Regions from separate parts of the Homo sapiens genome. Here region 1 is linked to region 2. A link is an interaction called in ENCODE POLR2A ChIA-PET data of the cell type or tissue named here. Cell type or tissue: MCF 10A. All regions are shown on one strand.

What was found. ChIA-PET counts read pairs that join two places held together with the same protein. Peaks named below come from ENCODE experiments on the same cell type or tissue, not always from the same donor. Only the 100,000 strongest peaks of a DNase experiment are listed, where the experiment ranks them.
Region 1: POLR2A ChIA-PET joins it to region 2 with 5 read pairs; 1 of 35 experiments calls an interaction of 5 or more read pairs at or near these places.

The regions. Positions count from the first base shown.
Region 1 is chr10:97,595,547-97,598,046 of GRCh38, forward strand. The region is part of intron 1 of HOGA1 (4-hydroxy-2-oxoglutarate aldolase 1); the gene reads left to right. Among named protein-coding and RNA genes, the nearest start is that of C10orf62, 7.1 kb to the left of the region's middle. RefSeq lists an enhancer at 726-1,020. In MCF 10A, no CTCF peak of the experiment used is centred here; DNase peaks (open chromatin) are centred at 635 and 1,305.
Region 2 is chr10:97,474,963-97,477,462 of GRCh38, forward strand. MMS19 (MMS19 cytosolic iron-sulfur assembly component) reads right to left here. Exons shown (of 31, transcript NM_022362.5): 6 at 2,385-2,454; 7 at 1,873-2,001; 8 at 1,721-1,782. Among named protein-coding and RNA genes, the nearest start is that of MMS19, 22 kb to the right of the region's middle. In MCF 10A, no CTCF peak of the experiment used is centred here; a DNase peak (open chromatin) is centred at 1,129.

The DNA.
Region 1 (2,500 bases), 120 kb after region 2:
TTAGCCGGCATGGTGTCAGGTGCCTGTAATCCCAGCTACTCAGGAGGCTGAGGCAGGATAATTGCTTGAGCCTGGGAGACAGAGGCTGCAGTGAGCCGAGGTCGCACCACTGCACTCCAGCCTGGGCAACAGAGTGAGACTCTGTCTCAAAACAAAACAAAACAAAACTCTGAGAAAGGCACTAATATCATCACTATTTTTTAATTGAGTTAGCCTGGGCTTCTCTGACTTCAGGGCCTGTGCATCTGACCCCTCTTCTGTGAGCCCTCTGCTTTTCTGCTTTTTCCCCAGTCCCTGCTTCATTGGAGATCCTGGCCTTTTCCTCTCCTCTGGCCCCCTCTCTACACTAACAGGGACACATCAGGCTCACACCTGGACATCTAACCAGGGTGAAGGAGGGGCTCTTTGGGGTACCCACTCACAGATTTCTGGGACATTTTCTTATCCTTTAAAACAGTCCTATAAGCTAGGATTGAAATGATTTCACTGTCATCCCATAGAAAAGGAAACAGACTCAAAGATGTGATGTGACTTGTTCAATATCCAGAGGTGACTCTTGAGTCTAGTGCTGCCCTGACTACGCCACACTCCCTCTTCTCCAGCCAGGCACTTCTTCCTTCTTGGGAGTCAGGCATGAGTCAGTTGCCCCCTTCAATGAGACAGAAGAGAGGGCTGTGTCATAGAAGCTTTGAGCACAGTGTCTGCTTCTGACTCCCAGAGTGCAAGCCTCAGCTGTCCTGCTGTTTAGACCAGCTCCACCTGTAGGGCCCCTGGAACTGACCAGCAGGATGAGAGGTGAAGGAAGAGGGTGATGGTGGCTGAATCAGTGGCCGCAGCAAGAACCTGCCCCAGCCCAGGACGGCAGGCAGGGTTGGGGAGGAAGATGACTTTGGTATTGGAACAGAGAGAGTGGCAAGAGTTTGATCTTTGACTCTTTAGTCAGAGGGTGCTGGTCCAATCGTAGCTAGATTGGAGTCCTCACCCAGGGCTGGCAGCTTTTACGGAGAGCACTGCAGCCCCATGTAGCAAGACACAGGGAGGCCCTTCCTTGGGCTGCTAGCCTGACACACAGGAATCAATCCCCCAGAAGCAATCCCACAGGAGCGAGAAGCTGTGTGCCTCCAGACGTTCCCTGCAATGTTACCAATGCAAAATAACTACCAAAAAAAAAAAAAAAAAAGCAGCTAAATATCCAATGAGAGATATCCTGATATCCTGGCAACTCACTCTGGAATCTGACGGTGTAGTGAACAGCATGGAAAAAGTTGGTGGAATGAAGTGGAGTCTACATCACACAGTGTCCCCTGAAGGATGACTCACAGGAACAATTTCTCTTGGTCCCAGTGCCAGGAAACTCTGTGTTTCTCCGGGGCAGTTGCTTTGCTTTTATCTTTTGGGTTCTACATGTCTGTTAGCTGACCATGTTTCCCTTTTAGCTCTGGCTATCAGGAAACTCCACATCGAATTTCTGGCTCATTTCTCACAACTATATGGCAGGAACTTTGTATACCAATACTGCTTGTGGCCTTATTTTCATTTCCTTCTCCCAAATAGCCTCCAATTTTTTTTTTTTTTTTGAGACAGGGTCTTGCTCTGTCACCCAGGCTGGAGTGCAGTGGCACAATCATAGTTCACTGCAGCTTCAAATGCACCTGGTTTATTTATTTTTTATTTTTTTGTAAAGTCAGGGTCTCACTTTGTTACCCAAGGTGGTCTCGAACTTCTGGCCTCAAGTGATCCCCCCATCTTAGCCTCCTGAAGTGCTGGGATTACAGGCCCAAATATCCTTCTATTAATTAAGAATCCTGTTGTATTGTACTCTGTGTTTGTAAACTACTGCCATTTTTTTTTTCTTTAATGGAGTGGGATAGAGAGGAGAAAGAAGAAGAAAGAGAAAGTTAAGCGGGCTGGGCACTGTGGCTCACCTGTAACTGGTACAGGTATACTGGTTAGACATATCCCAAGTAAGTGATTGATAAAAACAGGAAAACGCAAAATAAAGCAATGAGATTCACTTTTCACCCAGAAAGTTGGCAAAAATTTGTTCTGACAATACCATGATTTGGCATGTATGACATTCTATGCTGCTCCTGAGGTCTACACTGATTGATTAGAAATGTGGCGCACAGTCAGGCATGGGGGCTCATGACTGTAATCCCAGCACTTCTGGAGGCTAAGGTGGGAGGATCACCTGGGCCCAGGAATTCGAGCCAGCCTGGGCAAAATAGTGAAACTCCATCTCTACAAAAAAAACTACACAAATTAGTTGGGCATGGTAGCTCATGCCTGTAATCCTAGCTGGCTAAGACAGGAGGATCACTTGAACCTGGGGGGCTAAGGCTGCCGTGAGCCGTGATTGTGACACTGCACTCCAGCCTGGGTGACAGAGTGAGACCCTCAAAGAAAAAGTAAATACATAAAAAATGTGTCACAGATGAAGGTGCACATAGCTATGACTCAGCAATTAACACACCAAAGTATCTGAACTCTAGAGGAACTC
Region 2 (2,500 bases):
CATATTCTTTGACCTAGCGATTTCTTTTAGGAATTTATTCTATCATTATATTCATATGTATGAAAGTTGTAGCACTGCTCATAACAGCAAAAGATTAGCAACAATCCACAGAGGACTAGTGAAATTATTCATTATTTCCGGCCAAAGGAATATTATGCAGCCATAAAGAATGAAAGAGCTAACTTATATACTGACGTGGAACACTCTCCAAGACATAGTGTTCAGTGAAAAAAGCAAAGTACAGGAGAAGTGTGTGTGTGTGTGTGTGTACATGCCCGCATGTGCACACATTGATTTTAGGGGGGTGGTGGTAAAAGCATTTGCTTACATATAGATGAAAAAGCTCTGTAAAGATACAAACATAACTGATAACTTGGTTGATTATGGAGAAAAAAAGATGGTAGGGAGATTTCTCACCCTTTTGGACTTTGAATCATGTGAATGAATTATCTTTTCAAAACCAACACAAAACACAAAATAAAACAAAGTAAAGGCTGGGCATGGTGGCCCACGCCTGTAATCCCAGCACTTTGGGAGGCCGAGGCAGTTGGATCACGAAGTCAGGGGTTCAATATCAGCCTGGTCAAGATGGTGAAACCCCATTTCTACTAAAAATACAAAAAAAATTAGCCGGGCATGGTGGCGGGCGCCTGTAATCCCAGCTACTTGGGAGGCCGAGGCAGAGAATTGCTTGAACCCAGGAGGCAGAGGTTGCAGTGAGTTGAGATCGCACCACTGCACTCCAGCCTGGGAGACAGAGCGAGACTCCATCTCAAAAAAGCAAAAACCAAACCAAAACAAACAAAAAAGAAACACACACACCAAAAAAACCAAAGTAAAAACAGAAGAATGTGGGAGCTAAACCAGGATCTTTCAAGATTTCAAGGGTATAGGGTTAGAATAAGAATTCTGATTATGAAAGAGATAAAAAGATTCATTTCAGGAGACAGGTGGTCCCCAGTAACATAATGTCAACTGAAATAAGCTGGTAAGAAATTCCCTACAGCAAAGATGGTGGTGTCATTATAAAGGCAGTGAGAGTCAATATGCTGTTTGGCATGCTGCAATAGAATGCCTTTTATTTCTTTCAAACCACTAATGCTTGCAGCACACACACCCACACGGTGATGAAACTCTTGAGTATTTGGCAGTAGAAGGGAACTCAACTGCAGAATGGGAGGAAGGCCCAAGAGGGTCAGAGCAAATACCTTCTGTACACTGTGCACAATTGTGCCTTCTTTGTTTTGTCACTTTGTTTCTATAGCCTGAGATGCCCTGTCCAACTCCAGAATCATATCTTCTGCATCCCTCACAAACCAGCTGAAATCCTATCTTAACTGTGAAGTCAGTTCCTGCCTACTCTAGCTCACACTGAACTTTTGTCTTCTCTGAACAGCTATAGTACTACTCATTTTCCTACCTAATCTCCTATTGTTACTTAAATGTTTCAGCCTTCAAGGGCAGGGACAGTGTTTTGCAATCCTGTAGCCTTCAGCACTAAATACAGTGTTAAGGAGCTTAAGAATTCCCCCCAATACATGCTGCTTTGAATCATTCCTCATATGTCAAATGCTTTTCCATTTCCTAGTTTATTAAAATATAAAATAATGAGGGCGGGGATGTCTATTTTGGTGACCTGTACCCTCAGTGCCCAGAACAGGGCTTGGCACATAGCAGACACTCAATAAATATATGATCAAACAATGAAGGTGCTACTTACAGGGGTAAAATCGATAGGGAAATAACAGGATGTCACTTCAAACAACTCCTCCACAAAGGGTCCTGTGGCAACAGAGAAAAAATGAGGTTGGTTTATCAGCTTCACTCATCTGATAAAGCTCCAATGAGCTAATCATGGCTACCACGATATACCCAGGCTATAGTCCCTGGAGATGAGGTCATGGACGATGCGGAAGGCCACCAGAAGATTACGGGGATCCTTTTCCCCATCCATCACCTGGATGAAGCCAAAGGTGAAGTCAGCTCCTAGGCTCTTTAGCTCTGGGAAGGAGAGAATAAGGTTACTATACTGTCCCACAGCACAGAAAGTGTGGGCTTTCTCCTAGCCTGTGTTCTCCCTCTGCTATCATTGCCTCCCCTTTCTCTTCAGGGCTGACCCTTTTTCCATTCCAAGAAAGTACTCAGTGAAGAGATGTGCAACAATATACACATTGCTGTGGAGGCAAGAATTTAAAACACTGGCTCAAACAAACTCTACCCTTTCTTTACTTCACTGGGAGGGAGCAGACCCCCTCTTTCCCTTTATCATTCTCTCTCAGGATACCAGCTCTTCTATATAACCCCAGGTAAAATGAGTCCTACTAATAGGGGAAAAAGTAGGATGTGCTTGCTTTTGACATTTCCCAGAAAGCTCTGTCTCTTACCTTCTTCCCGGGTTCGCATAAAATTGGTGATGATATTGTAGACTGTGTGTCGGTCCACCTGTGGCAGGGACTTGGGGGTGGGGGAGAAAGAAGTGAAGAAAATGCTCAAAGAATAC